Linked DNA regions of Mus musculus: region 2 is linked to region 1. A link is a loop called in an ENCODE intact Hi-C map of the cell type or tissue named here. Cell type or tissue: heart. All regions are shown on one strand. Each heading gives the region's core, and the rest is flanking DNA. Links, peaks and the distances in the headings are about the cores only. Region 1 holds the start of Tctn1 (tectonic family member 1). Region 2 holds the start of Arpc3 (actin related protein 2/3 complex, subunit 3).

Region 1 (8,330 bases), core at 171-8,170:
CTGTGTGGCTCATTCTATATATGGGTCCCAGGGATTGCCATCAAGTCAGCAATCTTGAAAGCAAGCACCTTTCTTTACCCATGGAGCCATCCCACCAGCCCTAATTGTTTGTTTTAAAGATCAAACCTCAGAGCTGGGAATGTGGCTCAGTGGTAGCACACACTTATCTAACATATATAAGGCCCTTGTTTCAACCCCTGTTACCTACCTTGCCCCCACTCCACTGTAAAAGAGAAAAGGAGAAAGAAAGGGTAGAAGGAAGGAAGAAAAGCCATGGTTTGAGAGACATTTCTTGTTTCTCTTTTGTTGGGCCTTTAAAAACAGCTGTTTTAGGGGTTGTAGAGATAGCTCAGTGATTAAGAGCACTGACTGCTCTTCCACAGATCTGGAGTTCAACTCCCAGCAACCACATGGTGGCTCACAACCAGTAATGGGATCTCATGCCCCCTACTGGTGTGTCTGACATCAATGACAACGAACTCTCATATATAAAATGTGTAAATCTTAAGAACAAAAACCCAAATATTTTGGATTTATTTTATTTCTACAAATACAAGAGTTTGCCTGCGTGCATGTGTGCCAAGTGTGGGCCCGGTACCCAAATAGATCAGAAGGCATAAGATCTACATGATCCCCAGGAACTGGAGTCACAGATGGTTATGAACAGCCACGTGGGTGCTGAGAACTGAACCTGGGTCCTCTCTGTGATGAACAAAATGCTCTTAACCACTGAGTCATCTCTCTGGTCCCTTTGGGTTTTTTTGCTTTGTGGTTTGGTTGGTTTTGGAGACAGGATCTCACTCTGTATCTCAAACTGGCCTGGACCTCACTATGTAGCCCTGGCTAGCCTCAAACTCACAGCAATCCTCATCTCAGCCTTCTGAATGCTGGAAGAGAAAAATGTTCATAAAGCAGGAAGTCAAGAAAGAGTTCCTATCTAGGGACTAAGGGAAGAGATGGGTCCGGGGCTAAGGGATCTCGCTGGCTTTTTCAGAAGACCCCAGCTCAGTTCCCAGCACTTATATTAATAACTCCAACTCCAGGGATCAGGCACATGTGCACAAAGAAGGAACTCACATCTAGAATACACAACTAACTACACATTAATAAAAACCACCAACAACAAAAATCTAAATACCCACAAGACAACTTGGAAAAGAAAATCCTTGTATCCAATAACTAGGAAGAGACATTCACTCCCGGGGTGTCCACAGAGAGACGCCCACAGTATAGAGGCTAGCTCCAGCGGCACGGGGGAGAACCAAGACTTCTGTGTCACATGGAGAATGGGAACTGAGGAGAAGGCTATATAGCATAAGGACCAGAGTTCGAGTCTCAGAACCTACATAATCAAAGCTAGATACCCAGATGTGGTGGCACGTTGTGTTGTAATTCCTGAGATAGGCAGACTCCTGGGCCTCACTAACCTGCCAGCCTCGCCTGCTCTGCAAGCACTAGGTCAGTGAGAGACCCAACCCTGTCTCAAATAACAAGATGGAACCCATGCACATGAACATGCACATGTGTACACATGCACTCTCAAGCGCGCACACACACAGAAATTGAGAACTTTTCAATGTCCTGGAGGAAACTGGGCGTGTTGGCTCATACCTCAAACCACAACACTGAGGAGACTGAGGCAGGAGGATTGCTGTGAGTTTGAGGCTGGCCTGGACTATCTAGTGTCCTGTCGCAGTTTTTTTTTGGAGATTAAAACCTTCTATTTTGGAGGGAAATGCCTTAAAACACAGGATGTTAAGTAGAAGGTATAACAGTAGGATATTTAAAAATGGTGTGTGTGTATATATGTGTGTGTGCTGTCTTTGAGTCATTTCTGCTTCTGTACGTAATCCCTCATCCATATTCCTATAATTAACTGCAATAAAACTCATTGGTTCACCAAGTTGGACTTCTGTCTGTCACTTGTGGCCTTCCAACCTAGGGTGATGGGAAGTTCAGTCTGTCACTGGTTCCTTCCCTGCGTAGGGTGAGTGCATGTTTATTCATGAATCCCTGCTTACAGTCTCAGAGGACACACAGGGAAAAGCCTGTCTCCAAGTAGGGTGTGGGTGTGGGTGTGGGTGGGTGTGAGGGGGCCAAAAGTTCAGTGCAAAAACGAGGAAGCAAACCTTGTTGAGGTTGGGCAAGATGAGGAAACTTCTTCTATAGGTCATCTGGGGGTCACAGAAAGAATTTGGCCTATTTGAGGTGTGGAGTGATGGACGTCGGGGAGATGTCACGTGGTTTTCTTTTTGGTCCTTGCCTCTGTTTGCACGACCCAGAGATTGTCCTTCACATCTAAGTCAATGGCACTGGAAAGCAATTCTCAAATCCTGCCCTTTCCTTCACCTCCCCAGTCCCGTTCTTTGTCAGTTAATTACCAGGGACAACAGGAGAGTGAGAAGCCAGAATGTCATACATGACTCACACAAACGCACCTCAGAAAGGGATTCAACTTGCCAAAGCCCAAACAGCTAATGTGGTGAAGCCTGCCAGGTGTGGTGGCGAAGACCTTCGATCCCAGTTCTCCAGAGGCAGAGGCAGACGAAGCTCTGGGAGTCTGAGGCCAGCCTAGTCTACATAGTAAGTTCCCAGACATCTAATCCAGGGCTATGGCAAGAGACCGTGTCTCCTAAAAACAAAACAAAACCCCAAAAACCCGGCAAAAGTCATAGTAAATAATGTCCTTTGCAGATAATGTTTATTGTATGCGGGAGGGGGGGAGCATTTTAGTTTTGAGGAAGAACACCAGTTAAGGCTCTGACTTGAACTAACATTGCTCAACTGAATAATTTTCTGGGTGACCCTTCATCTTCCCTGAAAGAAGACTCTAGAGCCCTTGTCCATGGTAAGTTTCTTGTTTGTTTGTTTGTTTGTTTGTTTTTTGAGGCAGGGTCTCTCTGTATAGCCCTGGCTGTCCTGGAACTCACTCTGTAGACCAGGCTGGTCTCGAACTTAGAAACCTGCCTGCCTCTGCCTTCCAAGTGCTGAGATTAAAGGCATGTGCCACCATGCCTGGCTCCATGGTAAGTTCTAAGTGTCTTTAAAACTCTTTATTTCTTCTATACTGGGGGCAGGGGGAGGCAAGTATGTGGCGGTCAGAGAACAACTTGTGGGATTCCATTCTTGATTTCCAACTTGTGGGTCCTAGGGCCAGAACTCTCTGGTTGTCAGGCCTGGCGAGAAGCACTTTGACCCACTGGGTCATTTCCCTGACCATTAAGTGTTTTGTTTTGTTTTGTTTTGTTTTTGCTTTGATTCGATCTCACTGGTTCTCCTATTAGGTGCTCAGTTAACATTTGCTAAATAAACAGGAGCTAATGAAAAAAAAAATGTTTCTCTTCCCCTTGGAGGTGACTAATTTTAATGACAAACGCTGCCACCTTCAGGTCGAAGGTGGAAGTGTAAGGTTCAGAACAGCAAACTGTGGTAACCTGTCAACTACATTCAAAGGCAATATTACATTTTTCTCTAGTTTTACACAGACTCTAATCAGCCGGCACCTGTCCTTTCCATCAACAACAAGGCCACACTTCCTCAAAAAAAGACCACACCCCCTAAGAGTGTCACTCCCTGTGGGCTCCCAAGCGCTTGGATTAAAGGCATGTGCCACCACTGCCTGGCTTAGTAATGCATTTTATGATTTATTTTAAGGATTGATTATGTATACGTGTGTGTATGTGTGTGTGCATATGCACATGTGAATGCAGGTACCAAAAGAGGAAGTCCAGTTACCCAGATCTAGACTTACAGACAGTTGTGAGTCACCTGGAGTAGGTTATAGGAAACAAATTCAGGTCTTCTACAAGGGCAGTAAGCCTTCTTAACCTCTGAGTCATCTCTCCAGCCTCTATTTTACATTTAATTCTATCTATTCTTTTGTTTTTATTTTGTTTTTGTTTTTCTGAGACAGGGTTTCTCTGTGTAGCCCTGGCTGTCCTGGAACTCACTTTGTAGACCAGGCTGACCTGGAACTCAGAAATCCACCTGCCTCTGCCTCCCAAGTGCTGGGCTTAAAGGCGTGCGCCACCACTTCCCAGCTCTGTTTATTCTTTCCAGTAAACTTGGGGTTATAGGTAATGTGCATGTGTTGTAACACGGGCTGCAGCAGCAGTGCCGACTGAAGAGGCCCCATGGAGCTTCAAGAAGAGGTGACCGAAAGAGGAACTTCCTGCAGGTCCCCCAAACAACAGTGAAAACATGTTTACATCACAGAACTCCAAACAGATGTCGGGAAGGCAAGAGCAACAGATCTCAAAGGGGTGTGTGTGGGGGGGTAAGGGTAGCTTAATTCCATTTTGAAGCCCGATTTCCATCCCATGTAGACCTTTAACCTTGCTAGGCAGCTGAAGCTGACTTTGAACCCCTGATCTTCCTGCCCGCCATCATCTCCGGAGTACTAGAATCACATTCCCTTCCTTCCTGCTGTTTTTCTCTCAGACAAGATCTTTCTATGTAGCTCAGGGTGGCCTTGAACTTGGGGCTGTTTCCCTGCTGAGTGTTTCAAGTATCTACTACACCTGGCCTCAGACTGTGTGCTTTGGTAACTGCAAAGTCAGTGGGTCAGCGCACGTCAGTTGATGGGATATTAAGAGCCAATTTAGGTTGAAGGTGCACACACCTGCAGTTCTGACACTAGGGGAGGCTGGCCAGGAAGGGGCAGAGGATACACAGTAAGACTTTGTCTAAAAAAAACCAACAACAACAACAAAAAACCAAGGCTGGAACCTGCCTTGGTATGGTGCCTTGGTATGGTGCCGTTGGTATGGTGCTTGTCTCGGATGCATGAGGCGCTAGGTTGGATCTCCAGGGTCATCTGTACTGGGTACAGCGATAGGCACCCTGCATCCCACCCACTTGGGAGGAAGGAGAGGGAAGACCGGAAGTTCAAAGTCATTCTTATTTACATAGTGAGTTTGAAGCCAGCTTGGGCTACAGGAGACACCCTGACTTGAAACAAACAAACAAACAAACAAACAAACAAATTTACCTGACAAGGAGACACCACCGCAAGCCTGTCAAGTTAGCCACAAACAAAAATGGAAGTGGAGTTGATCATGCCTAACCTCCCAGTGTTTCAAGAGCATCCAAAACTGGAGTTGTCAGACTCTATTGGTGGGGAAAGAACACTGGGGAGTGGCTCTGGAGAAAGGTTGGGCGGTTTCTTATAAACTTACACACAAGACCATAGAATGTACTTCTAGGAAGGGTATCCAAGAGAAATGCAAATACAGGTCTACTTAAAGTCTAGTATACCTGTTAGAACGGCTTTCATTAAAAACCACTGAGGGGCTGGCGAGATGGCTCAGCCAGTAGGAGCACTGACTGCTCTTCCAAAAGTCCTGTGTTCAAATCCCACCAACCACATGGTGGCTCACAACCACCCATAATGAGATCTGATGCCCTCTACTGGAGCATCTGAAGACAGCTACAGTGTACTTACATATAATAATAAATCAATCTTTAAAAACCACTGAAAACTAAAACCAAACCAAATTCTACACCCAGTAAACTTGTTACTTGTTGCCAACAAAAATGTTGACTGGGAAGAAACTCCAGCATAGGTGACTACTATATTGCTTATATTCATATATTCAGTTTTGAATAATGGAAGCGTCACATTTAGATGTGTGCTTTTATTTGGGTGCACACACTCATGCAGGTGCCCCCAGGGACCAGAGGACCGGTTTATATCCTTTAGAGCTGGAGTAACACAGGTGAGAAGCCACCATGCTGGTGCTGAGAACTAAACCCTGGTCTTCTCCAAGCAGCAAGGGCTCCTAATGGCTGAGTCATCTCTCTAGCCCCTAGATGGACTCAGTGAATTATGATGGAAAGAAAGAAAGAAAGAAACTAACAAATGAGTCCCCACTGTCCCCTAAGGCTTTCGAAATGTATGAGCAGATAACAGTCTACACCTTGAAGTCAAATGTCAGAAAATTACATTGAGGCTTGAGACTGGATAAAAGGATTTTGAGAACTTTTCACAGAATGATTTGAAGCACAGGGCTGTAAGACTTAAGGAAGGGCTGGAGAGATGGCTCAGCGGTTAAGAGCTTGGGCTGCTCTTCCAGAGGTCCTGAGTTCAATTCCCAGCAACCACTTGGTGGCTCATGTCATGTCTATGACTGTCTCATGGGATCTGATGCCCTCTGCTGGTGTACATACATACAGACACAACACCATATACAAAAAACAAAACAAAACAAAACATAACTAACCCTTAAAAAATACCTGAGAGACAGAGGCAGGTGGTTCTCCGAGTTCGAGGCCAGACTGGTCCACAGAGTGCATTCTGGGACAGTCAGGTCTACAGAGAGAAACCCTGTCTCAAATTCCTCCCCCATCCTCCCCCTACCAGTAAACACACACACACACACACACACACACACACACACACACACACACACACGATGAGAAGAACATTCCAAATGATATAATCATAAAGGCAGATATGGAGGTTGGATGCGGTGGTGCATGCCTGGCATGAGGCACTGACATAGGGCTGCCTTGGGTTCGAGATTAGTCAGGCACAGAGAGATCCCGTCTAAAAGAACCAAAAAGTTAAGAATTCTTTTGTTTCTCTTATCATAAATAAATCCGTGGACAGAAGTGCTCTGGCGACCTCCTGCGATGTATCCAAAGGCAAAGAAAGTAAAGAAAGTGTTACATGGGGTAAGAAATTCAATGTAACTTAAAGGAACCAAGTCACTTCTAAACATGCGCTGCGGGTCTTTTATTAGAAATACTCTCTTCTAGGCTCTGCCCTAGTCTTGACTGACTCCGAATTCTGTGAGGCTATAGCTGGGAATCTACATTTTTAAAAAAAAAAAAAAAAACAACCACGCAGCACCCAAAGTGTCACAACAGAAGTTTACATCTTCCGATTTTCTGAGGGCTCCTTAGAAAGAGCTGTCTCATACCCCGCCCCCACCGGCCCCGCCCCTCCTCTCCGATTCCGCCCAGGCCCCGCCTATAGCCTCGCCCAGCTCCCGCCCCATTCGCGGGTCTGACTTCAGGCCCCACCTTCTTCCGCAGACCAGTTTGGCCTCGCGAGCCCTTTCCCGTGATACCTAGCGCTAGGCTGTGACTGTTGCCCGGGCAACAGACGGGCCTAGCTCCCCGGCGCGGGCTACTCTGCTAGGCCATGGGGTCGCGGGGTCTCCCGCCGCTCCTGCTGGTGCTCCTAAACTGCTACACCTCTTCGAGCACCCAGGTCATTGCCATCCCGGCTGCGGCCACCCCAGCAGTGACGAAGGAGGATCTCAATTCCACCAAGGCCACCCCCACCACTCTGCAGCCCTCCCTGTCGCCTAGGACCCCGGGAACTCCCAGGGCACCGGAGCGCTCTGGCCCCAGGCCTACCCCGGTCACGGACGGTGGGTACAAAGGGGTGACCCCCCTGGAGCGGGTACACCAGCTCAAAGTTACCCCCTTCTCAGCCTCCCTGTCGTTACCCTCAGGGGGAGATCGGATCTCTGGCACACAAATGCGGAGGGCGGGGCTCAGTTACTCCCTTTTCCGCATCATTGCAGACGGCTGCAGTGGGGTACTAGATAGAAACCTACAGAATGAGTTGAAGGCAGTACTGGTAGAAGAAAGAGTGCTAAGTGGATCTTCGTCCTCTCCACGCAGACACACGGACATGGGCATCCCAGTTGTGTCTAGATTACTGAGAGCCCAGCAGATATTTTCAGGGTGATTAAGTGCGTTTTAGACATTTTTTACCAGCTAAATGGAGTTATTAAACACACCTGTTTCATCCGTATCTACTTACCGCTCGGAATTTGAAGCTTTGGCAACAATTCGTGGTTGTAAATTTAAACACATGAGGTAGTGGACTTAATTGCTCTCTCCCTTTTACCCATCCCAGTGAAGGGAGTATGGCGTTCTTTTAGTGAGTACGCGCAGTTGTCCATGGCTAGAGAGGACCTAGTCAAGGAGGAGCTAATTTGTCTTTCGGACTAAGAAAGCATTTTTCATTTATCAATAAAACTCCCCTTTCCCTTCGTGCCTTTCCAGAGCGTTATACCACTTTCGGGGGGAATTTTTTCTAAATCTTAAAAAAGTATTTTAAATTGTGTGTGCATATTTGTATATGTTTGTGAGGATGGGGTGGATATATATTGGCGCCCTTGGAGAACCGAAGTGGGGAGCTGGAGTTTGTTTGAGAGCTGGCTGACTTGGGTCCTGGGAACAGAAGTTAGGTCCTGTATACAAGCAGTATGTGCTTTTAACTCCTGAGCCATCTCCCCAGCCTGTTCTAGAACCATTCCAGTCTCCTGCCTTCGCCTTCTTTCCTAACTTTGTTCCTGACAGGTTTGCTAAGT
Region 2 (8,330 bases), core at 260-8,259, 130 kb before region 1:
GCTCACGTAAACATCCTGGAGGAGTTTGAACCAGTTTCCTGTGGAGCGCAACAGGCTGCTCCTGGTCAAGTGTGACAGGAAGCCAAGGAAGAGTGACTCAAGCTAAGCTCTTCCCTGCTCTCAAGTCAGCAGGTCTGCTTGGAACCCAACAAAAGAACCCAGAGACTTACTCTCGCGAGGGGCGGGTCCTTTGAACTGGCTTCGGAGGGGCAACAGGGCCATGTTACCGATGAGCTTGGTGTCCGGGTCCATGAGAGAAGAGTGGTATGCCTGCAGGGGCCAGCCCAGGGAAGAGAGAAAACAAGTGTCACCAGGAGACAAGGCGAGGACCAACTGTGGGAGAAAAGGGCTGGCGTCGGCTTACGGGGAGCCAGCGCCTGACTCAAGAGAACCAACTGGTGGATTCTGAGACGTTCTGTCAGCTGGTGGATAAGCGTAGCCCTCCGCTCACACTAAACTAGACACGGAAAACAGAGGTAGGCAGTACCTCAAACCCCATCATAAAAAAAAAATATATATATATATCAGAGCCGGGCATGGTGGTACACGCCTTTAATCCCAGCACTTGGGAGGCAGAGGCAGGTGGATTTCTGAGTTCGAGGCCAACCTGGTCTACAGAGTGCGTTCCAGGACAGCCAGTGCTACACAGAGGAACCCTGTCTCGAAAAACCAAAAAATAAAAAAATTACACTTTACCACTGTCTTCTACTAATTTTACTTCATTTTATTAATGTTCTCCTTCTTGTTTTGTTTTGTCAAGACAGGGTCTCACTATTCAGTACCACTATGCCTGTCTTTATTATTTATATTCTTTTCTAAAAAATAATTTATTTGTATTTTGTGTAATTGGTGTTTTGCCTGCATGCATGTTTGTGTGAGGGTGTGGGATCCCTTGGAACAGGGTGCTGGGAGTTGAACCTGGACTTCCTGAAAGAGCAGTGTACTGGCTAGTTTTGTGTCAACTTGACACAACTGGTGTTATCACAGAGAAAGGAGCTTCAGTTGGGGAAATGCCTCCATGAGATCCAGCTGTGGGGCATTTTCTCAATTAGTGATCAAGGGGGAAAGGCCCCTTGTGGATGGGACCATCTCTGGGCTGGTAGTCTTGGTTTTATAAGAGAGCAGGCTGAGTAAGCCAGGGGAAGCAAGCCTGTAAAGAACATCTCTCCATGGCTTCTGCATCAGCTCCTGCTTCCTGACCTGTTTGAATTCCAGTCCTGACTTTCTTTGGTGATGAACAGCAATGTGGAAGAGTAAGCTGAATAAACCTTTTCCTCCCCAACTGTTTCTTGGTCATGATGTTTGTGCAGGAATAGAAACCCTGACTAAGACAGAGCAGCTAGCGCTCTTAACTGCTGAGCCATCTCTCCTGTCCCGTCAGGCCCTGCCCATGTTCTTTAGATCTTCATATTCTCATTCTCTCTCTCTCTCTCTCTCTCTCTCTCTCTCTCTCTCTCTCTCTCACTCACACACACACACACACACACACAGAGCTTTTTTTTGAGACCAGGTTCTTTTTTTTTCCTATTAGTATCGTGTGTGAGAGTGTGTGTGAGTGTGTGTTCATGAATCTGGGTGCTCATGTGTGCACATGTCAGAGGTCATCATCAGGTGACCTCCTCAGTTGCTTCTCCACCTTTATATTCAGGACAGGGGCTGTCATTGAACCTGAAGCTCACCACCTGGACAGACAGGCCGCCAGCAAGCCCCACAGATCCTCCTGTCTTTGCCTCTCCAGCACTAGGCTTATAGACAGATGCCACCACATCTGGCCACTTTCGTGAAGTCTGGGACAGAACTCAAGTGCTCGTGCTTGAGTGGCAAGTGTTTCACTGACTGAATGCCCCCAACGTCAGCTTTTTGAGACAGGCTCTCACTACTCCAAGCAGCCCTGGCTGACCTGGGACTCCCTAGGTAGACCAAGCTGACCTCAAGCTTACAAAGATCCGCCTGCCTGTGCCTCCTGGGATTGCATCCTTAGGCTAGACGTGCATTATGGAAGGATGCGCTTCCTCCAGTTCTGCACTCCGTGACATGATGCAAGCTGAAACACTCTACTACAGAGACCACACAAAACAGGTTTCCCACCCTCCAGCAAACCAGGACCCAAGGCCTGGCTTTGAAATCTGCCACTTCCTGTCCTTATGACCACAGGTCGATTCTTCCTGGAACCTGTTTCCCCACCCCCACCCCCTTCAACCACAACAGGTAGCCCAGGCTGGCCTCTCACTTACTATGCAGGTAGCCCAGGCTGGCCTCTCACTTACTATGCAGGTAGCCCAGGCTGGCCTCTCACTTACTATGCAGGTTAGCCCAGGCTGGCCTCTCACTTACTATGCAGGTTAGCCCAGGCTGGCCTCTCACTTACTTCACAGGGGACGATGACTTTGAACTTCTTACGCTCCTGCCTCTGTCTCCCATTGCTGGGATGATGGATCTAGATAACCACAGTACTGGCGAGTAAACCTAGTGCTTCAGACATGACAGGCGAATGCTCTACCAACTCAACTCTACTCCAGTTCCCACCAGTCTGCTTCTAAACTTATAAATGAGCAAGATACACCACACCTTTGGTGAGTGCGTATGAGCTAAAGGAGAGGGAACTGTGTGGATGAACAATCTCAAATGCTGGTCCTATGATTTCGAACTCAGAAATCTGCCTGCCTCTGCCTCCCAAGTGCTGAGATTAAATGTGCATGCTACCAACTGCTCAGCGTGATTTTTTTTTTAAAGATTAAAAAATATCTTATAGCCGGGCGTGGTGGCGCATGCCTTTAATCCCAGCACTCGGAGGCAGAGGCAGGTGGATTTCTGAGTTCGAGGCCAGCCTGGTCTACAGAGTGAGTTCCTGGACAGCCAGGGCTACACAGAGAAACCCTGTCTCAAAAAAACAAAAACAAAACAAAACAAAAAATATATTATGTGTGTGCACTATATCTGTGGACGGGTATTTCTGTGTGTATGCAGTACCCACAGAGTCCAGCAGATGGTGCTGGGGTCCCTGGAGCTGGACTTATAGGCAGCTGGCACCTGCTGGATGTGGATGCTGGGGACAAAACTCCAGTGCTCTTAAAGGGTAGTTTGAGAATGCTGGGAATTTCCCTCCATTAATGGTAAACAACCCTTCAAAAGCCAATATTCTATAAATCTGCCCCACCTACTAAAAACTTTCATGCCACATCATTTTTAGAAAACTGTATGCCTACATACTAGAAGAGGGCATCAGATCCGATTATAGGTAGTAAATTGCCCTGTGGGTGCTAGTAACTGAACTCAAGACCTCTGGAAGACAGTGTCATCCGGAGATGCGGGGGCTCATTTGGACAGTAACTCTGGGTCTTCACATATACTAACTATAGGAATCATGAATCTTCCAAAGCCAAACACGGTGATGCCGGACGGGCTTGTCATCCTGGCTACCTAGGAGGCTGAGGCAGGAGGATCACAACTACAAGGCCAGTCTGGGCAATTTTATAAGACCCCTTTTCAAAAGTAAAAAAGATGGGGGAATACTGCTCAGTGGTAGAGCATCTATGTAGCATGCCATGAGGCCCTGGGGTCAATTCCCCACTGCTACTCAAACACATGCACACTGTTCAAAGTTAGGCTTGCTCTCCTACTCATTATAAATAAGCCTTATTTATGCCAGCCTCTTGCCCACATCCCCGGGTCCCCTGTTCTCCCAATCCCTGTCACCAGGTACTGGTTTTTGTTTTTAGTTTTATTTTGCACATGACCATGCATGTGTACATGTGTGTGTGTGTGTGTGTGTGTGTGTGTGTAGTGTTCATGTTCACGTGTGTGCATATGTGTGCATGTAGGTATGTATGCTCATATCCACAGGTGGAGGCCATAGGTCTGTTTCTTAACTGCTTTCCACTTTATTTTTGAGACAAGGAGCCTCAGGGAACTCTACACATCCCCAGCTCCGAAACTGCAGACACGCTTTGCATGCCCTCCCCCCGCCCCTTCTGTTTTACTTGGGTGCTAAGCATCCAGACTCAGGTCCTCTCATTTGTACCACTGAGACACCTCCTCAGCCCCTACTATCTCTCTCTATATATATATTTATTTCCTGTGACATCGTCTTTCATTGAACCCAGAACTTGCTTATTTTTGGCTGGGCTGGCTGGCCAATAAGCCAGAAGATCTGCCTGTCCTTTGCCTCCCCAGAGCTGGGGTCACAGGCATGAGCTGCTGTACCTTGTGACCCCACCTCCTGCATGCAAGCCTCTTTTTTTTTTTTTTTCTTCCCCCATTTCTTGGGAGACAGGCTTTGCAGTTCTGTAGCCCAGGATGGCCTAGAACTCACTACATAGTCCACATTGGCCTGAACTTTGCCATCCTCCTGCCTCGGTATTGGGATGAGCGATAACTGAGCGATAGGGGTAGGCTAACTGCCATCTATCTGTTTTCGTCACAGCAGTTGTTAAGATAGGAAACTACTTCCTATGTGCATTTGCATGGTTACTGTCTACCCGTTAAACTGTGAGCTCCTTGAGTGGCCCTTAGTCGCTGCTGTCAACAATGCTGGCTTCACAGCGAGAGGTCAGTAACACTGGTTCAGTGTGGGTGCACGCTATTCAAGCGTCCCTTCGCTAAGCTGCAATCGGCATCAATTTCCTCCCACTCGGATGCACACGAAAAAGGAAACCAGCGCTGGCTCGGTGGTGGTCAGGGAGTCGGGTGGGAGTCAGAGCAGGGAGACGGAGGAAGGGGTCCATCAGGGAAGTGAGGTCTGACAGGTGACTAGGTAGCAGGCCGATCCCACTCCCTGGGGTGGAGGAGGAAGTGGAAATGACAAGGGGGAAATTTAAAAAAAAAAAAAAAAAAAAGGAGAAGCTGGACCTTAGACTTAAAAATAAATTAAAAGCCAGCCATCGTTCTTAGGTTCGAGGCTCTAGGGTGGGATCTGGGAACACGGCAGGGTTAGGGGGGAAGCGGCGGGGCAGGCGAGCCGGTGTTGGAGGCAAAGGCTGGAGATCAGGGCGGACGCTTCCTCTCTCCCCGGCCTTATGACACAGATCTCCTGCCACCCCTCGGACCCTCGCCCCGCTCGGCTCCCCGCCCCTGGGGCTCGAATGCTTACCGGCATCTTGACGGTGTCCGGATTCGATCCAGAGAAGCCGAACTCAGAAAGCGTTTCCGACGACCGAGCCTGGGTGGAGTGGGCGGAAGTAAGCCGGAAGAGGCGGGCGGAAGGAATAAACGCACTTCCGGTGACTTGCTCCGGCTGCGCTGACCGCAAGTGACGCCAGGGGGCGCGTCAGCGTGAGGCGATGACCGTGGCGCATGCATAAAGCACGTTCAGAATAAAAGGCTGGATTTTGAAATTGAAGACTCCCTCGCAAGTGGTTAATAATCAGCTCCCGGTTTTGTTTTTTGGGTTTTTTTTCTCATTTCCCGGCTTCAGCTTCAAATCCAGTACCACTCAGTCGCCTGATTTACCCTTCTGCTATGTCTAGTTTTTTACTTTTTTTTTTTTTTTTTTGGTTTTTCGAGACAGGGTTTCTCTGTGTAGCCCTGGCTGTCCTGGAACTCACTCTGTAGACCAGGCTGGCCTCTAACTCAGAAATCCGCCTGCCTCTGCCTCCCGAGTGCCGGGATTAAAGGCGTGCGCCACCACACCTGGCTTAGTTTTGTACTTTTACCACAATGCAAGGTGGGGGACATCAGTTCTCACTTTCCACCGTGATACTCTCGGAACCAACACAGTCTTCAGAAACACCTACACCCTGAGCCGTCTTGGCGGCCAATATTTTTTATTTTTCAATTTTTTCTTTGCTAAGAGTCGCATGAAGTCCAGGCTGGCATATACATATAAATGAATATGAACTGATCTGCACCCACTTGTGTTCAGGAATTACAGATATGTGCCCATCACTCCTGTTATTTTTATTTATTTTTCTTGCTTAGTTTTATGATGCCGACGGTGGTGTCTATCTTCCTTGTCATGTTAAGACAGTCAGGGACCACCACAGGGGTAAAGGAAAGAAAAGTCCTGAGCCTACCCCTTTGACCTGTCTGTCACCCACTAAATGTGTATATCATTTCTACTCTTTCAACAAGGTATGGTGTATGTCTTCCCAGATCATGGCAAGGACTAAGTGGTCATGAAAACCAAGCATATTATAAGGGCCTGAGTGATGCCACATGTCTGAGGGGATGACTACAAACCCACCACTGACACCCATCATATATGTATGTAAGTATGTATTTTGCCTCTCTGGGTAGCCCTGGCTAGTCTGAAACTTGCTTTGTAGACCAGGCTGGCCTTGAACTCTTGAGATCCACCTGCCTTGCCTCCCAAGTACTGAGACTGAGGGGATATGTAACCACCATACCCAGCCAACCACTTTTTGTTTTTGGACAAGGTATTAACTATGTAGCCCAGGCTGGTCTCTACAATGTCTGGCTTATACTCCCTGTTCTTTGTATGACTGCTGAGGAGCCAGGTCCTGGGGTTGAATCCTAGTTCCAACATGACTAGCTGTGTTATTCTGAGCAACTTAATGTACCTCTCTGTGCCTCTGTTCCTCACCTAAATATAGAGGCCTCAGTATTTACCTCATTGCTTAGGGAGGCTGAAATGAGCTACAAGAAAAGTATTTAGAACTAACATTAGACATGTTCTCTTTCTTGGGTTTTGGAGACAGGGTTTCTCTGTGTAGCCCTGGCTGTCCTGGAACTCACTCTGTAGACCAGGCTGGCCTCGAACTCAATAAATTTGCCTGCCTCTGCCTCCTGAATGCTGGGATTAAAGGTGTGCGCCACCATGCCTGGGAACCTGTTAATGGGAGTCCAGAGACCAGAGACCAGGATATTTTCAGCCATCCCGTACTCCTAGGCCACAGGCAGCTCAGCCCATTCCCACACCAGGCCTGGTGCACAGCCCAGCCACACTTGGCTCTTGCCCTCAGCCTTGGCCTCCAGATGCCAACGACTATGGATTCAGAGAGCCTCACTTGGCTTTATTGAAAATGGACCAAACTCAGCCCTATAGGCCAACATGACAACTTCTGACCTGAGGGCTATGAGGGCTGAATTAGCGTTACCAGGTAGACTGGTCACCAAATATCCAGGGAGCCTTGGGCCCTGTTGCAAGGATTCAAGGAAAGAAGTTATGGAAAATACTCTGTAATGTCACGTCTAGCTGGGCTTACTAAGATCCAGCCTCACTCTGCCAGAGCCTGGCCTTTGAGGGATGCTGGAGAAAGACCTTCTGGCTGGCTGTTCCCATGACCTGCACCACACCAGCTGCCAATGGACTCTCAAAAGCTCAATGTAATTCAATGTAAGTTAAAAAGAAAAACTATTTCTTCTGCTTTAGGGTATTGTAGTGGCTATTCCTGGTTGTCAACTTGACAATATTTGGAATGAACTACAATCCGGAATTGGAAGGCTCACCAGTGACCCTTATCTGGAGGCTTGGAGATCCTTATCTGGATCTTGGTTTGAAGATCTTGAGCCACAGTGGCTATGGATTCCAGAAGATTGAATCTCCGAGTTTAAGGAATACACCTTTAATCTGGGCTACACCTTTCATCTGGGATTAAAGGTGTGGCGGAACACACCTTTAATCTGGGCTACACCTTCTGCTGGAGACAATATAAGGACATTGGAAGAAGGGAGTTTAGCTCGAGCTCTTGCTCTTGCTCTTGCTCCTGCTCCTTCGCCTGCTTGCTGCGTGAGACTGAGTAACTGCTAGATCCTTGGACTTCCATTCACAGCTGCGACTGAACAATTGTTGGGAATTGGGCTGCCGACTGTAAGTCATCAATAAATTCCTTTACTATTTAGAGACTATTCATAAGTTCTGTGACTCTAGAGAACCCTGACTAATACAGAAGTTGGTACCAGGAGTGGTTCTAGAGTAACAGAAGTACAAGGATGAATCTTTTAAAATACTGGAATTGGCTTGTTGATCCACCAGCACTTTCAAATATTGAAACCTCTCCAGATTCTCTCCCTCCTGGGAGCTCAGAGAATTTTGAAGACCCATGGTTGAAACTATATTCCGAACTTAAAGAAGCTAATGACCTTGATTTTCTTAATGAATTAGGTGATTCAGTGCACAAAGCTTTCTACAAGATGGGGAAAAAATCGGAAAATGATTTTACTGGCTGGCTGCTCTTAGTATCTGTGGAAAGAATGATGAATGAAAGGAAGGAGTTGTGTGATAAAATCGAAAGTCTCCAGACACAAGTAAACGATCTAAAAGTTGCTAAGTGTGTCCTTGAGGAGAATCTTCTCTCTTGTAGCAATAGAGCTCAAGTTGCAGAAAATCAAACAGAAACTCTCATTGTAAGGTTGGCTGAACTACAGCGAAA

What was found. Peaks named below come from ENCODE experiments on the same cell type or tissue, not always from the same donor. Only the 100,000 strongest peaks of a DNase experiment are listed, where the experiment ranks them.
Region 2: a loop joins it to region 1, with 4 times the contacts of the local background. A loop is called at or near these places in 13 of 42 quality-filtered maps.

Annotation. Positions count from the first base shown.
Region 1 is chr5:122,263,187-122,271,516 of GRCm38, reverse strand. It overlaps Tctn1 (tectonic family member 1), which reads left to right and starts at 7,057. Exons shown (of 14, transcript NM_001039153.3): 1 at 7,057-7,379. The coding sequence starts at 7,148. In heart, for the core only: CTCF peaks have their summits at 3,397 (motif pointing left), 5,413 (motif pointing left) and 6,147 (motif pointing left); DNase peaks (open chromatin) are centred at 3,450 and 7,066; H3K4me3 peaks cover 1,496 bases; H3K27ac peaks cover 716 bases.
Region 2 is chr5:122,388,757-122,397,086 of GRCm38, reverse strand. It overlaps Arpc3 (actin related protein 2/3 complex, subunit 3), which reads right to left and starts at 5,209. Exons shown (of 7, transcript NM_019824.4): 1 at 5,090-5,209; 2 at 171-270. The coding sequence starts at 5,095. It overlaps Gm32853 (a long non-coding RNA gene), which reads left to right and starts at 3,776. Exons shown (of 4, transcript XR_387695.4): 1 at 3,776-4,548; 2 at 6,091-6,205. In heart, for the core only: CTCF peaks have their summits at 2,986 (motif pointing right) and 5,254; DNase peaks (open chromatin) are centred at 2,976, 4,646, 5,166, 5,640 and 1 weaker place; H3K4me3 peaks cover 1,611 bases; H3K27ac peaks cover 1,288 bases.